5 separate regions of the Homo sapiens genome follow, and all the other regions are linked to region 5. The links are chromatin contacts, found by Hi-C or POLR2A ChIA-PET in ENCODE. All regions are on one chromosome and are shown on one strand. Each heading gives the region's core, a stretch centred on a gene start or an enhancer-like site at or near the end of the contact. The rest is flanking DNA. Distances are from core to core; before and after follow the strand shown.

Region 1 (2,700 bases), core at 139-2,638, 1.9 Mb before region 5:
TACAGCTGAAAATTTAGCTCTTGTCTTTGAAGATTCACTTCTGCCTCTCTCTAGCCCTGAATTGGTCTCTCTAGCAACATGTGTCTCCCCTCTGAATTCCTGTATGGATTTCAGACTAATGGCAGCCAAACCAGTGCCTGCACCCTTCCAGATTGTTTCTTCTAATTTAGTCCTCTGCTGGTGGTCTCCATGCACTCTCCTTTGCATATTCATCTGCAGGTCATCTTCACACATTCTTATCAGCCTAGGAGTCTTCTGTGCAGTGGTCTCTTCCTGCCACATCTCCCCTCTCCCCAGGAGATTAGAATGGCAAAGCCACACTCTATGGGATCTCAAGAACCCAAGTGTGAGATTTGCTTTCAGTATTTAGCAGAATTGGTGTTTCTGGGGCGGCAATCTCCTCCTGGAGATGTGTTAATCATTTACAGAATAGCCTGGACTAGTGTATGGGCCCTGCCCTTAGAGCCAATGCCACATTTATTTTTATTTTGCGAGATCTGCACTGACATGAAAACCGAAAATTCTATTGACGTTTCCTGTTCAACCTAAAAGCTAAATCCAGTTCATCACTGAAATCCCACAATGCCCTGAGACAAATAGTGCTTTAAAATATGTGGTGATTTTTAGGTCAGGTGCGGTGTAATCCCACACCTGTAATCCCAGCACTTTGGGAGGCCGAGGCGGGTGGATCACGAGGTCAGGAGGTTGAGATCAGCCTGATCAATATGGTGAAACCCCATCTCTACTAAAAATACAAACATTAGCCAGCGCCTGTAATCCCAGCTACTCAGGAGGCTGAGGCAGAAGAATGGCACGAACCCGGGAGGCGGAGGCTGCAATGAGCCAAGGTCGCGCCATTGCATTCCAACCTGGGCAACAGAACGAGACTCCGTCTCTAAGAAAAAAAAAAAAAAAAAGTGGTGATTTTTTTAAAAAGGAGTGGTTCATTCAGTTAAATGGGAAGAGTTGTAATGAGGGACTAAGTGGCTAAGTTGGCTGGACTTCCTGGGTCAATAGGGACTTCCCTAAGGGGACTTTCCCCTAAGCCAAAATGAGTCATAGCTGAAAGCTAAGGGATGGAAACTTCAACCAATCAAAGGGGACTTTCCCCTAAGACAAACTGACTCATAGCTGCAAGCTAAGTGGTTGAAACTTGAACCAGTCATATAGGGAGTTTAAGCTCTAGCTTCAGCCTGATGTTTTTAACCAACTAGGCCCGCCAACCCACAAGCAGATAGAAAATAAGCTGATTCTATAGGACAGAAAAAGGAAGAGGGCAGGGGTCATAAGGGGATGTAAGCATAAGATACCCAAGCCAGAAACAGCAACCCTTCCAGGTCCCCTTCCCCCACGTGGAAGCTTTCCTTTCACTTTCGCTTTAATAAATCTTGCCGCAGCACACTCTCTAATCGAGCTGTAACACTCGCCACTGCCGTCCACGGCTTCATTCCTTGAAGCCGTGAGACCACGAACCCTTCGATTGAGAAGAACCTTCGGTCGGAAGAAGACTTCTCGTCTCAGTAACAATAACAAGAAAAACAGCCTAGACTAGACGCACATCAGGAAGACAGGTAGTAACAAAATATTTTGTTGTTTGTACTTTTAGTGTTGTCTCTAAGACAGCTTTGCCTAACCCAGGCAACAAAAATTTAATCCTATACTTTCATCTAAGAGTATTACAATTTTAACTCTTTAATTGAGGTCTGTGGATCATTTGGAGTTAATTTTTGTGTGTGGTGTAAGGAAGGGATCCAAAACATACTTGTCAGCAGCAGTTGTGGAAAAGACTATTTTTCCTATTTTTTTCCTCATTCAACTGTCTGGAATTTTTGTTGAATATCAATTGACTATAAATGTAACGGTACGTTTTACGGCTCTCAAGTCTATTCCACTGGTCTGTGTGTCATTTTTTTATACCAATACCACACTCTTTAATTATTGTGCCCGGGTAATGTCTGACATTGGAAAGTGTGAGTCCTCTAAATGTGTTATTTTTCTCAACTGTTTTGGATGTTCTAAGTCCCCTGTGTTTCAATATGAATTTTATGATAGGCTTCTCAATTTATACAACAAATCCAGCCAGAATTTTGATAGGGACCACATTGAATCTATAGATCAATTTGAGGAGTACTGCCATCTGAACAATATTGTCTTCCAATCCACAAACATGAATTTTTTTCCATTTATTTAAATCTTCTTTAATTCTTTTCAACAATGTTTTCTAGTGCTACATGCATAGGTTTTGCACTTCCTTTTAAGAATTTATTCCTAAATATCATATTATTTCTGAGTGCTATTATAAATATAATTACATATTTTCTTAAAATCATTTTTGGATTGCTTACTTTTAGCATATAGAATTTCAATTTATTTTTGTATATTGATCTTGTATCTTGAAACTTTGTCCAACTAATTATTAGTTTTAATAGGTTTTAAGTGGATTTCTTAAGATGTTCCATACACAAGGTCATATCATGTTTGAATATAAATAGACTTACTTCTTTATTTCCAAACTGGATGCTATTTATTTATTTTTCTGGCCTAATTATCTTGGATAATTTCAGGAAAATTTTGAATAGAAGTTATAAGAGTAGACATTCATGTCTTATTCCTGATCTTAAGAGAAAATAACTCAGTCTTTTACTATTAACTATAATGACAGCTGTGGAGTTTTTTGTAGATGTCCTTTACCTTCTATTT
Region 2 (2,700 bases), core at 46-2,545, 1.5 Mb after region 5:
TGACCTCAGGTGGTCCGCCCACCTCGGCCTCCCGAAGTGCTGGGATTACAGGCGTGAGCCACTGCGCCCGGCCTAAAATATTTTTTATTTTTGTCTTTATAGGTTTTTTTTCTATGTGTGTGAGAGGATTAAATGAAATAATGTAATTAGTAAAGCGATTAGTTAGCACTTTAAAAATATTTATAAATGTATACATAGATATATAATACATATCTATGTGTACAAACACTGAAGTTTCCTATTCTTTCTGTGCCTACTTTTTCCTTTCTTTCCCCGAATACTTTGTCTCTGGAAGAGTTCACACTGTAACCTCCAACTGTTCCAGCTACTTGGTTTGCTTTCAGCACTAGGCTTGTAGGATGCGCAGCCAGTAGGGGGCAAGAATCACCCAGGCGTGCTTATTACCCAAGCAACGGAGTCAAACAGCACTTTCAGAATGACTTTACAAAAGGGTTACCAACAAGGTAATATGTTTATTGTGTTAGGTCGCTTAATAATAACGAAAAGATGAAAACAAGGAAGTGAGAAGCGGTAGGGACAGCCCTACTCTTCAGTATTCATTAAGTGGGAGCCCCGGTGTGTCGGGCTTGCGTATGAGCGTGAAGACAGACGTGGGATGGCTGAGCTCACACGCCTTAGGCTCTGATTCTAGCCGTGGTCGCGCCGAGGGCTCCGGGTTACTTGCGGTTTCACTGCCAATAAAGTGCTTTGAGCGAGCCTAACAAGCAATGAATATGTAAACATTTTGTTTCTAGGACTAACTAGGTAATGAAGAGATCTTCCAAGTGACAGAAACGCTGCTAGGTAACTTCCTGGGCCGTAGCTCCCCACCCTAACAGGTTCTGAAAATAGCTCCAGGCCCTTCCTAACCGGAGTTTGAAAGCAGGCGCGGGGCGCATGCGCGCGGCCCTCCGGCCGACCTCCCGATAGCCCTGGCACGCGGACCTTCTTCCCGACAGGCCGCGGGGAAAAAAGGGCGGGGAAACGGAATTACCGCGAGCTCTCCGTGAGCGCCGGCGGAAACAGTAGTCACGTGACTCTCCTAGGTGGCCTTCGCCTTCCCCCTCCCCCTTCGCGGAAACCCGGCCCCCTCACCCCTCGCCCACCCCAGAGCCGCGGTAATGGACCGTTTGGGTTCCGGAATTCTCTTGGATCCAACAACTGGTACCGGGCCGAGGATAGCCGGCGGAGTCCGTTTTTGGCGGCGAAGACTGGGGGGTGGTCAAGATGGGGGGGAAATCATCTTCCTTCACCTAGGAGGGAGGCGGGGCGGAGAGGGGCGCAGAGAGGCGGGTGGGGGAGGAGGGAGGAAGTCACGTGAGGGCGCTGCGTGCGCGCGGCGCCTCATCCGTTGCCCCTCCCCCGCCCCTCCCGGCGGGGCGGGGGGGCTGGGGGAGGGGCGTCAAGATGGCGGCGGGGAGGTAGGCAGAGCAGGACGCCGCTGCTGCCGCCGCCACCGCCGCCTCCGCTCCAGTCGCCTCTGGTCCTTCAAACTCACACCTCCCGGGAGGAGCTGTGCTGGCGCCGGGTCCCGCGGGGAAAGTAAGTCCTTCCCTTGGCCCTTTTCTCCTTCCACACTCCCCCTCCCGGACAGCCTCCCACTCCCACCCTCGGGGGGCCGTGCGGGGCCAGGCTGGGGGGACAGCCACCTCGCCCCGGCTTGGGGCCTCCCTCGCCGCTTGCCGCTCCTCGCGGCCGCGCGCTCCGGGGCCCTCGGGGGCATGTTCCCGACGGCGGCTCCGTTGTACTCGCTTCCTCTGTTCGTCAGCGCCGGGCCCCGCTGTCGCCGCTCGTGGGGCTTTCGGGCTCCGGGAGCCCCGCTGTCCCGGGCCGGAGGCACCCCTCTTGGACCGCGGGGCAGGGTCTGTGCACGCCGGCTCCGCTGGGTTCGCCCCTTTGGCTTCCGCCTCACAACCCGGGGGCTGCGGGTCCGGGACCCGCGGGGAAAGTAAGGACCGGATCCTTCCCAAGTCCTCTTTCGTGCCCCAGCATTGCTCCCGGCTCTGGGCGAGGGAGGGAGGCAGGCGACGCGGTCGTCCTTCCTAAATCTGAACCCCACAGCGCGGTCTCGTACATGCCCCGCTCTTGGGGCGGTGGGGAAGCCGCGGGGGACACGTGCAGGCTCCCTTCACGCCTCTCCAGGCGACTCGCTTAGTTCTGCCTCGGCGGGCGAGCTCACCTCCCAGACCCTAAGAATTACCCATGGAGGGGAACGGCAGTTGGGGATTTGCTTACTTTGAGAGCGTTTGGCATAACGAGCATCCAGAGTTCCCCAAAGCAGTGGATACCGGTGGTTTCCCAGAAGTGGTTTGGGGTCGGTTTAACCGCTGAGGAGATTTGGATGTTCCTAAACCCTTCTGATTGTTTCTTTCCTGACCCTGGCATCCAGCTCCTCCCCTTCCCACCCCTGCTTTGTGCTTCTGTTTGGTTAATGTTTGCGGACCACTAACTTGATCCTCGCACAGAGAAGCTCTTTTTATGTGCGTGCTCGGTTTACTGTGGGAGGCTTTTGTTTTGGGGAGTCGCTGGTTGAGAAACGTGGGAAAAGAACGGGCCAGAAAATGAGAGACAAATAAAGCAACGTTTTTATCCATTGAATTGCGCAGCCAATTGTAAGTGCACCCGGAAGTTTGTACTGAACACGTGTTGAGGGAAGGTTATAAACTGGTCCCCTTTGACCTTTGAAAGTTGGCTATTATC
Region 3 (2,700 bases), core at 95-2,594, 1.5 Mb after region 5:
CAGGGGATGAGAGCCGAAATGAATGGTGGGGGCCAGGGCGCGGTGGCTCATGCCTGTAATCCCAGCACTTTGGGAGGCCAAGGCGGGTGGATTATTTGAGGTCAGTAAATTTTGAGCTTCAGGATTCTTATTGTGAAATGTAGCTAAATGTCACTTCACTAGGTTTTTGTGAAGATTAGATCATATGGTGTCTATAAAAATGCATTACAATTATAAATTATTATACAAATTTAGAAAATTTTTGGCCAGGCACGCGCTGGCTCACGCCTGTAATACCAGCACTTTGAGAGGCCGAGGCTGGAGGATCGCTTGAGCCCAGAAATTCGAGACCAGCCTGGGCAACAAAGTGAGACCCCGTTTCAATCAATCAATCAATAATCAATTCTCCGGGCGTGGGGTCGCGCCTGTGGTCCCAGATACTTGAGAGGCTGAGGCGGGAGGACTGCTTGACCCGAAATGTCGACGCTGCAGTGAGCCGAGATCGCGCCACCGCTCTCCAGCCTGGGCGACTCCCTGTCTCTGGGGAAAAACAAAAAAATAAATGAAGCCTCTCCTTCCTGGGTCTTCGGGGTAAGACTCTGCCCCTCCTGGCCGGGCACGGTGGCTGACGGCTGTAATCCCAGCACTTTGGGAGGCCGAGGCGGGTGGATCACGAGGACAGGAGATCGAGACCATCCTGGCTAACATGGTGAAACCCCGTCTCCAGTAAAATACAAAAAATTAGCAGGGCGTGGTGGCGGGCGCCTGTAGTCTCAGCTACTCGGGAAGCTGAGGCAGTGGAATCGCTTGAACCCAGGAGGCGGAGGTTGCAGTGAACCGAGATCGCACCACTGCACTCCAGCCCGGGCGACAGAGCAAGACTGTCTCAAAAAGGAAAAAAAAAAAAAAAAGACTTTGCCCCTCCTGTGAAAAGCAAAACTGAAGGCGGAACCCACAGAGCCCTCCAGGGCATGCGCAGTGGGCCTCGGAGGCAAACACCTAAGTTTCTGTGGAAAAGCCTATCCTTCCCATCCAGCCTGCAGCCTGGCCGCCAACCCTCGAGGCCGCTCCCCCGCCCCTCTCCTTCTCTGGGGGCCGCAGGGAGTAAGGCGCCATCCTTCCAATCCAGCTCTCGTCCCCACTCCCCGCAACGCAACCCAGAATGTCGTCCCCTTTGCCAGGTTTCAACATGGCGCCCCACACAAGCGCGGGCACAGCGTCTGGGCCGCACTCCCTCTTCCTTCTCTCCGGCGTGGGGCCCGCTCCTTCCAAGCCGCTTCCACTCACCTCTGCAAAGCTTGGGCTCCCTTCCGACGGAGACAGGCGAGCAGCTGCAGGCGACAGCAGATTCTCCGCGCCGGCCTCGGCCTGACCTTTACATTGGTAGCAGCAGATTCGCCGCCGACGCTCGTTTCCTGTTTGTTTTACCTTTAAAATTTTACTCCCACGCAACGAGGGTGTTATCATCTCCGAAGACAATAAGCTAAAAAAAAATTTTTTTAAGAGAAAAATTGCTAATTCAACAACTAAGTTGAAAGAAAGACTATCGAATATGCAGTTACCTGGGACATTTTACTTTATTATTTATTTATTCTTATTTATTATTTTTTCTTGAGACGGAGACTCCCTCTGTCGCCCAGGCTGGAGTGCAGTGGTGCGAACTCGGCTCACTGCAACCTCCGCCTCCCGGGTTCAAGTGATTTTCCTGCCTCAGCCTCCCGCGTAGCTGGGATTACTGGCGCCCGCCACCACGCCCGGCTATTTTTTGTATTTTTAGTAGAGACAGGGTTTTGCCATGTTGGCCAGGCTGGTCTCGAACTTCTGACCTCAAGTGATCCGCCCGCCTCGGCCTCCCAAAGTGCTGGGATTACAGGCGTGAGCCATCGCGCCCGGCCCCAATTTCTTTATAAAAAAAAAAAAAAAAAAAAAGGCCAGGTGGCATGCCTCACGCCTGTAATCCCAGCACTTCGGGAGGCCGAGGCGGGCGGATCACCTGAGGTTCGGAGTTCGAGACCAGCCTGAGCAACATGGAGAAACCCCTTCTCTACTAAAAATACAAAATTAGCTGGACATGGTGTCATGTGCCTGTAATCCCAGCCACTCAGGAGGCTGAGGCAGGAGAATCACTTGAACCCGGGAGGCAGAGGTTTCGATGAACTGAGATGGTGCCATTGCACTCCAGCCTGAACAACAAGAGTGAAAGTCCGTCTCAAAAAAAAGAAAAATCTATAGCTTAAAATTTTATGTTTGAAAATATATGGTAGCCACTGTCAGTGGAGGCCATCTGCAGTTTCAGCTACTAGGGAGGCTGAGTCGTGAGGCTTGAGGCCAGGAGTTCAAGTTCAGCCTGTCAGCCTGGGCAACAGAGCAAGACCCCTATGTTGTTGTTTGTTTGTTTGTTTTTGTTTTGTTTTGTTTGAGACAGAGTTTCACTCTTGTTGCCCATATTGGAGTGCAATGGCACGATCTCGGCTGACCGCAACCTCCGCCTCCCAGGTTCAAGCAATTCTCCTGACAGCCTTCCGAGTAGCTGGGATTACAGGCATGTGCCACCATGCCCGGCTAATTTTGTATTTTTAGTAGAGATGGGGTTTCTCCATGTTGGTCAGGCTGGTCTTGAACTCCCGATCTCAAGTGATCTGCCTGCCTTGGCCTCCCAAAGTGCTGGGATTACAGGCGTGAGCCACCACACCTGGCTGACCCCTATGCTTTTAAACACAC
Region 4 (2,700 bases), core at 9-2,508, 1.5 Mb after region 5:
GAGACAGGGTCTCACTATGATGCCCAAGCTAGTCTCAAATTCCTGGGCTCAAGCAATCCTCCTGCGTCAGCCTCCTGAAGTGTTGAGATTAAGGCATGAGCCACAGCGAATGACTCAAGTTTCTACGCCACTCTGCTAATATTCTCAGTAATATGGATTCCGCATATGTGTCGAATGCTTTGTGATTTTCAGACAGGGGTTTCTCTCTTGTTAATTACTCCTCCTTCTCTCACCCAAGTAGCAAGGTGTCTCCAACACCAGCAATTCCTCCCTAGCGCTGTGGAAGAAAGAATGAAGGGGCCGGGCGCGGTGGCTCACGCCTGTAATCCCAGCACTTTGGGAGGCCGAGGCAGGTGGATCACGAGGTCAGGAGATCGAGACCATCCTGGCGAACATGGTGAAACCCCGTCTCTACTAAAAATACAAAAAAATTAGCCGGGCGTGGTGGCGCGTGCCTGTAGTCCCAGCTACTCGGGAGGCTGAGGCAGGAGAATGGCGTGAACCTGGGAGGCGGAGCTTGCAGCAAGCCGAGATCGCGCCACTGCACTCCAGCCTGGGCGACACAGGGAGACTCCGTCTCAAAAAAAAAAAGAAAGAAAGAAAGAAAGAAAGAATGAAGGATTGCAGTCACGTATGTGAGTGCTTCCTAAGTGCTTGAGGTGTCGCACACATGATCTCATAAGCTCATGTTCCTCGCAGCAACCCTGCCACCTGGGTCCCGCTATTGTCCCCATTTTACAGAGGAGGAGACTGAGGCTCGGAGACGTTAAGTAACTTGCCAAGGTGACAGCGCTGGTTACGTGGAGGAGCCGAGGACCCAGCGAAGTGAGCAGGGCAGACATTCTCCATTTTATTGAGAGTCACAGCGAAGTCGGACGCCCCAGGCCCTAGTGACAATTTGCCTGGGAGTTTTCCAGATCCTCAAGCCTCGGGGACTCTGTCGCGCTGCCCCCAGCAGCTGCTTTCTGTTTGGCCGCAGGCTCCAGAAAACACCCTCAAAGAGACACCCGGATCTTCCATCACCTACGATGCAAATTCTACGGCTGGAAAGCACGAGGGTGGAAAGGAAAAAGTTGCGTTCTTTTTACCCCGCTCTGGATTGCACGGTGGAAACTCCGTCTCCACGGAAACGCACCTCCTGGCAGCGGTCGCCAGGGGCGGGGCTCAGGGCGGCTCCTCCCCGGGGCTGCAACTGTTCCCAGGCTGGGGCGATTGCCGTCACCCCTGAACTTCCCCGTTCCTCTTCTCGGCTGCCTCCTTTTCCGTTGTCCCTTCGCGCCCCAAACCACATCCTGGAGCGCACTCTCCAGCGTGGCTGGCAGCGGGGACGGTGCGCCGGGGCGCAGGCCCAAGAGTCGCGTGCGCGGCCCCTTGCACCATCCCCCCGGGCCCACCCCCGGGCCGCGCTGATTGGGCAGGTAGGGACTCTGCCCAGCGGAAAGTTTTGGGTGCCGGGAGGAAGTCTAACCTTTGGGAGACTCCAAGACAGCAGCTCCGAGGTCGGCGGGGGTCTGGGTGGCCATGGAGGAGCCCCCTGTGCGAGAAGAGGAAGAGGAGGAGGGAGAGGAGGACGAGGAGAGGGACGAGGTTGGGCCCGAGGGGGCGCTGGGCAAGAGCCCCTTCCAGCTGACCGCCGAGGACGTGTATGACATCTCCTACCTGTTGGGCCGCGAGCTTATGGCCCTGGGCAGCGACCCCCGGGTGACGCAGCTGCAGTTCAAAGTCGTCCGCGTCCTGGAGATGCTGGAGGCGCTGGTGAATGAGGGCAGCCTGGCGCTGGAGGAGCTGAAGATGGAGAGGGACCACCTCAGGAAGGAGGTGGAGGGGCTGCGGAGACAGAGCCCTCCGGCCAGCGGGGAGGTGAGTGTGGGAGCGAGGGTTCCGGGCCCACGGCGCCTGCGGGGCGTAGGAGGGCACCTACTGGCAGGGAGACGCCTTCCTTTTCTTTTCTCTTCTCTTTTCTCTTTTTTCTTTTTTTAAGAGATGGGATCTCGCTGTGTTGCCCAGGCTGGTCTCAAACTCCTGGCTCCAAGTGATCCCCCAGCCTCAGCCTCCTAGAGTGCTGGGTTTACAGGTGTGAGCCACCCTGCCTGGCCAGAATCTGTATTTCTAACGAGTTCGCAGTTAATGCTGATGCTATTGGCCCAGGGTCCACAGTTTGAGAACCTTTGACCTAGAGCAAGAAACACTTTTTTTTTCTTTTGACACAGGGTCCTGCTCTATCTCCCAGGCTAGAGTGCAGTGGTGCAAACACGGCTCACTACAGCCTTGGCCTCCTAGGCTCAAGCAATTCTCCTGCCTTGCCCTTCCAAGTAGCTGGGAGTACAGGCATGTGCCACCATGCCTGGCTAACTTTTTTGATGTTTTGTAGAGATGGGGGTCTCACCGTTACCCAGGCTGGTCTCAAACTCCTAAGCTCAAGGAATCCTCCCACCTTGGCCTCCCAAAGTGCTGGGCTTGTGGATGTGAGCCACCACACTTGGACAAGAAACACATTTTACCTAAAGAGAAATTAGTGCATATGACCACAAAAAGACATAGACAAGAAGATTCAGAGCAGCTTTAGTCTCAGCTGCCAAACTGGAAACACTCTAAATGCAACCCAATTGAGTTTTGAAATTGTGATATATGGAATACTATGCAACAGAGAAAAAGAACGGGGTGCTGATACACACAGCAGTGTGAATGAATCTCACAGAT
Region 5 (2,700 bases), core at 201-2,700:
TGTTCATAACTTAAAACAAGAATGCAGCCTTTTCCTAATGGCAAAATATTTTTCAGTTGGTAGCCTCTTTTTCTCTTTTTTTTGAAGCTTTTAAGGGTAGAAATCAAAATAGCCTCCCTACCTCCAATACATTTGTAGAAACAGGGACTATTTGTAGAAGAGTCCAGAAGGAACAGTGGCTGGGAAATTGAGGGCATGAGGGAGACTTTTCACTGTACACTTTAAAAAGACACATTTAAAAAATCTCACCATGTTCGTATATTTTAAAACATTTAAAAAATATACTGAAGAAATGACACGTAGGGATCACAAAATAGGTTGTGGTAAAAATTTAAAAAGCTGGCTGGTGATGCTTTTCTCCCCACTTCTTTTACCAAAATAGAATTGCCCTGTAGAATTACATTTCATATTTGACACCCTACCCTGCACTGAAATAAGGTTGGGATTCTATTCCTGTCTTTTAAAATCTCCGGTTTAAATGGGTCCGATTATTGAATGGATCCTGCTTACAATAATCGTACCCATTGAAACCAGAGAAATTTCCATGCCTCCCTGTTGGCATCAAGTAGGACCTTTCCATACCTGGCCCTCAGAATGTACAGGAAGGTGGAAGAACAGTCTAGAAGGATGTCGTTCGCTCAGCCTTGCGTTCCAGCTAAAATAAAACTGTGTGGGGTTTCCGCCTCTTTTTTCCAAATTTAACCTGGACACCCAGCTCCTCTGCAGTGTCTCCCCTGGAAAGTTCTCGAGCGTTCCCCAGCTTTAGGGCCACGCCCGCCCTGAGATCTGCCGAGTCATTGTCCTTGTCCCGCGGCCCCGGGAGCCCCCCGCGACCGGCCTGGGAGGCTCAGGGAGGTTGAAGGGGGCTGAGCAAAGGAAGCCCCGTCATTACCTCAAATGTGACCCAAAAATAAAGACCCGTCCATCTCGCAGGGTGGGCCAGGGCGGGTCAGGAGGGAGGGGAGGGAGACCCCGACTCTGCAGAAGGCGCTCGCTGCGTGCCCCACGTCCGCCGAACGCGGGGTTCGCGACCCGAGGGGACCGCGGGGGCTGAGGGGAGGGGCCGCGGAGCCGCGGCTAAGGAACGCGGGCCGCCCACCCGCTCCCGGTGCAGCGGCCTCCGCGCCGGGTTTTGGCGCCTCCCGCGGGCGCCCCCCTCCTCACGGCGAGCGCTGCCACGTCAGACGAAGGGCGCAGCGAGCGTCCTGATCCTTCCGCCCGGACGCTCAGGACAGCGGCCCGCTGCTCATAAGACTCGGCCTTAGAACCCCAGTATCAGCAGAAGGACATTTTAGGACGGGACTTGGGTGACTCTAGGGCACTGGTTTTCTTTCCAGAGAGCGGAACAGGCGAGGAAAAGTAGTCCCTTCTCGGCGATTCTGCGGAGGGATCTCCGTGGGGCGGTGAACGCCGATGATTATATAAGGACGCGCCGGGTGTGGCACAGCTAGTTCCGTCGCAGCCGGGATTTGGGTCGCAGTTCTTGTTTGTGGATCGCTGTGATCGTCACTTGGTGAGTAGCGGGCTGCTGGGCTGGCCGGGGCTTTCGTGGCCGCCGGGCCGCTCGGTGGGACGGAGGCGTGTGGAGAGACCGCCAAGGGCTGTAGTCTGGGTCCGCGAGCAAGGTTGCCCTGAACTGGGGGTTGGGGGGAGCGCAGCAAAATGGCGGCTGTTCCCGAGTCTTGAATGGAAGACGCTTGTGAGGCGGGCTGTGAGGTCGTTGAAACAAGGTGGGGGGCATGGTGGGCGGCAAGAACCCAAGGTCTTGAGGCCTTCGCTAATGCGGGAAAGCTCTTATTCGGGTGAGATGGGCTGGGGCACCATCTGGGGACCCTGACGTGAAGTTTGTCACTGACTGGAGAACTCGGTTTGTCGTCTGTTGCGGGGGCGGCAGTTATGGCGGTGCCGTTGGGCAGTGCACCCGTACCTTTGGGAGCGCGCGCCCTCGTCGTGTCGTGACGTCACCCGTTCTGTTGGCTTATAATGCAGGGTGGGGCCACCTGCCGGTAGGTGTGCGGTAGGCTTTTCTCCGTCGCAGGACGCAGGGTTCGGGCCTAGGGTAGGCTCTCCTGAATCGACAGGCGCCGGACCTCTGGTGAGGGGAGGGATAAGTGAGGCGTCAGTTTCTCTGGTCGGTTTTATGTACCTATCTTCTTAAGTAGCTGAAGCTCCGGTTTTGAACTATGCGCTCGGGGTTGGCGAGTGTGTTTTGTGAAGTTTTTTAGGCACCTTTTGAAATGTAATCATTTGGGTCAATATGTAATTTTCAGTGTTAGACTAGTAAATTGTCCGCTAAATTCTGGCCGTTTTTGGCTTTTTTGTTAGACAATGCAGATCTTCGTGAAGACTCTGACTGGTAAGACCATCACCCTCGAGGTTGAGCCCAGTGACACCATCGAGAATGTCAAGGCAAAGATCCAAGATAAGGAAGGCATCCCTCCTGACCAGCAGAGGCTGATCTTTGCTGGAAAACAGCTGGAAGATGGGCGCACCCTGTCTGACTACAACATCCAGAAAGAGTCCACCCTGCACCTGGTGCTCCGTCTCAGAGGTGGGATGCAAATCTTCGTGAAGACACTCACTGGCAAGACCATCACCCTTGAGGTCGAGCCCAGTGACACCATCGAGAACGTCAAAGCAAAGATCCAGGACAAGGAAGGCATTCCTCCTGACCAGCAGAGGTTGATCTTTGCCGGAAAG

The links. A loop is a pair of places that touch in the nucleus more often than their neighbours do. ChIA-PET counts read pairs that join two places held with the same protein, here RNA polymerase II (POLR2A). Pooled maps may share reads with other maps.
Region 1: a pooled map shows a loop between it and region 5 (11-fold over the local background). The contact joins the promoter of LINC00944 here to the promoter of UBC in region 5. A Hi-C loop is called at or near these places in 1 of 37 single-sample maps with no recorded cell type and 7 of 50 pooled maps. POLR2A ChIA-PET finds 5 or more read pairs at or near these places in 2 of 52 experiments (A673 and B cell).
Region 2: a pooled map shows a loop between it and region 5 (27-fold over the local background). The contact joins the promoter of SBNO1-AS1 here to the promoter of UBC in region 5. A Hi-C loop is called at or near these places in 11 of 37 single-sample maps with no recorded cell type and 15 of 50 pooled maps.
Region 3: a loop to region 5 is called in a pooled map, with 5 times the contacts of the local background. The contact joins the promoter of SNRNP35 here to the promoter of UBC in region 5. A Hi-C loop is called at or near these places in 2 of 37 single-sample maps with no recorded cell type and 7 of 50 pooled maps. POLR2A ChIA-PET finds 5 or more read pairs at or near these places in 2 of 52 experiments (activated CD4-positive, alpha-beta T cell and activated naive CD8-positive, alpha-beta T cell).
Region 4: a loop to region 5 is called in a pooled map, with 15 times the contacts of the local background. The contact joins the promoter of RILPL2 here to the promoter of UBC in region 5. A Hi-C loop is called at or near these places in 11 of 37 single-sample maps with no recorded cell type and 9 of 50 pooled maps. POLR2A ChIA-PET finds 5 or more read pairs at or near these places in 1 of 52 experiments (MCF 10A).

The regions. Positions count from the first base shown.
Region 1 is chr12:126,770,950-126,773,649 of GRCh38, reverse strand. LINC00944 (long intergenic non-protein coding RNA 944) reads left to right here and starts at 1,388. Exons shown (of 5, transcript NR_033878.1): 1 at 1,388-1,571. RefSeq lists enhancers at 1,060-1,139, 615-1,814.
Region 2 is chr12:123,363,543-123,366,242 of GRCh38, reverse strand. It overlaps SBNO1-AS1 (SBNO1 antisense RNA 1), which reads right to left and starts at 1,295. Exons shown (of 2, transcript NR_157806.1): 1 at 1,128-1,295; 2 at 439-718. It overlaps SBNO1 (strawberry notch homolog 1), which reads left to right and starts at 1,396. Exons shown (of 32, transcript NM_001167856.3): 1 at 1,396-1,542. It overlaps MIR8072 (microRNA 8072), which reads left to right and starts at 1,400; the gene lies at 1,400-1,479. RefSeq lists enhancers at 636-845, 2,306-2,355, 2,012-2,700 and silencers at 1,016-1,115, 1,246-1,485, 1,596-1,675, 1,716-1,825.
Region 3 is chr12:123,456,783-123,459,482 of GRCh38, reverse strand. SNRNP35 (small nuclear ribonucleoprotein U11/U12 subunit 35) reads right to left here and starts at 1,344. Exons shown (of 2, transcript NM_022717.4): 1 at 1,267-1,344. RefSeq lists enhancers at 1-790, 1,037-1,116, 791-1,657.
Region 4 is chr12:123,435,242-123,437,941 of GRCh38, reverse strand. RILPL2 (Rab interacting lysosomal protein like 2) reads left to right here and starts at 1,258. Exons shown (of 4, transcript NM_145058.3): 1 at 1,258-1,860. The coding sequence starts at 1,522. RefSeq lists a silencer at 1,252-1,511 and an enhancer at 1,353-2,282.
Region 5 is chr12:124,913,400-124,916,099 of GRCh38, reverse strand. It overlaps UBC (ubiquitin C), which reads left to right and starts at 1,450. Exons shown (of 2, transcript NM_021009.7): 1 at 1,450-1,513; 2 at 2,326-2,700. The coding sequence starts at 2,329. MIR5188 (microRNA 5188) reads right to left here and starts at 553; the gene lies at 441-553. RefSeq lists enhancers at 1-97, 1,422-1,871, 1,196-2,153 and a silencer at 872-1,211.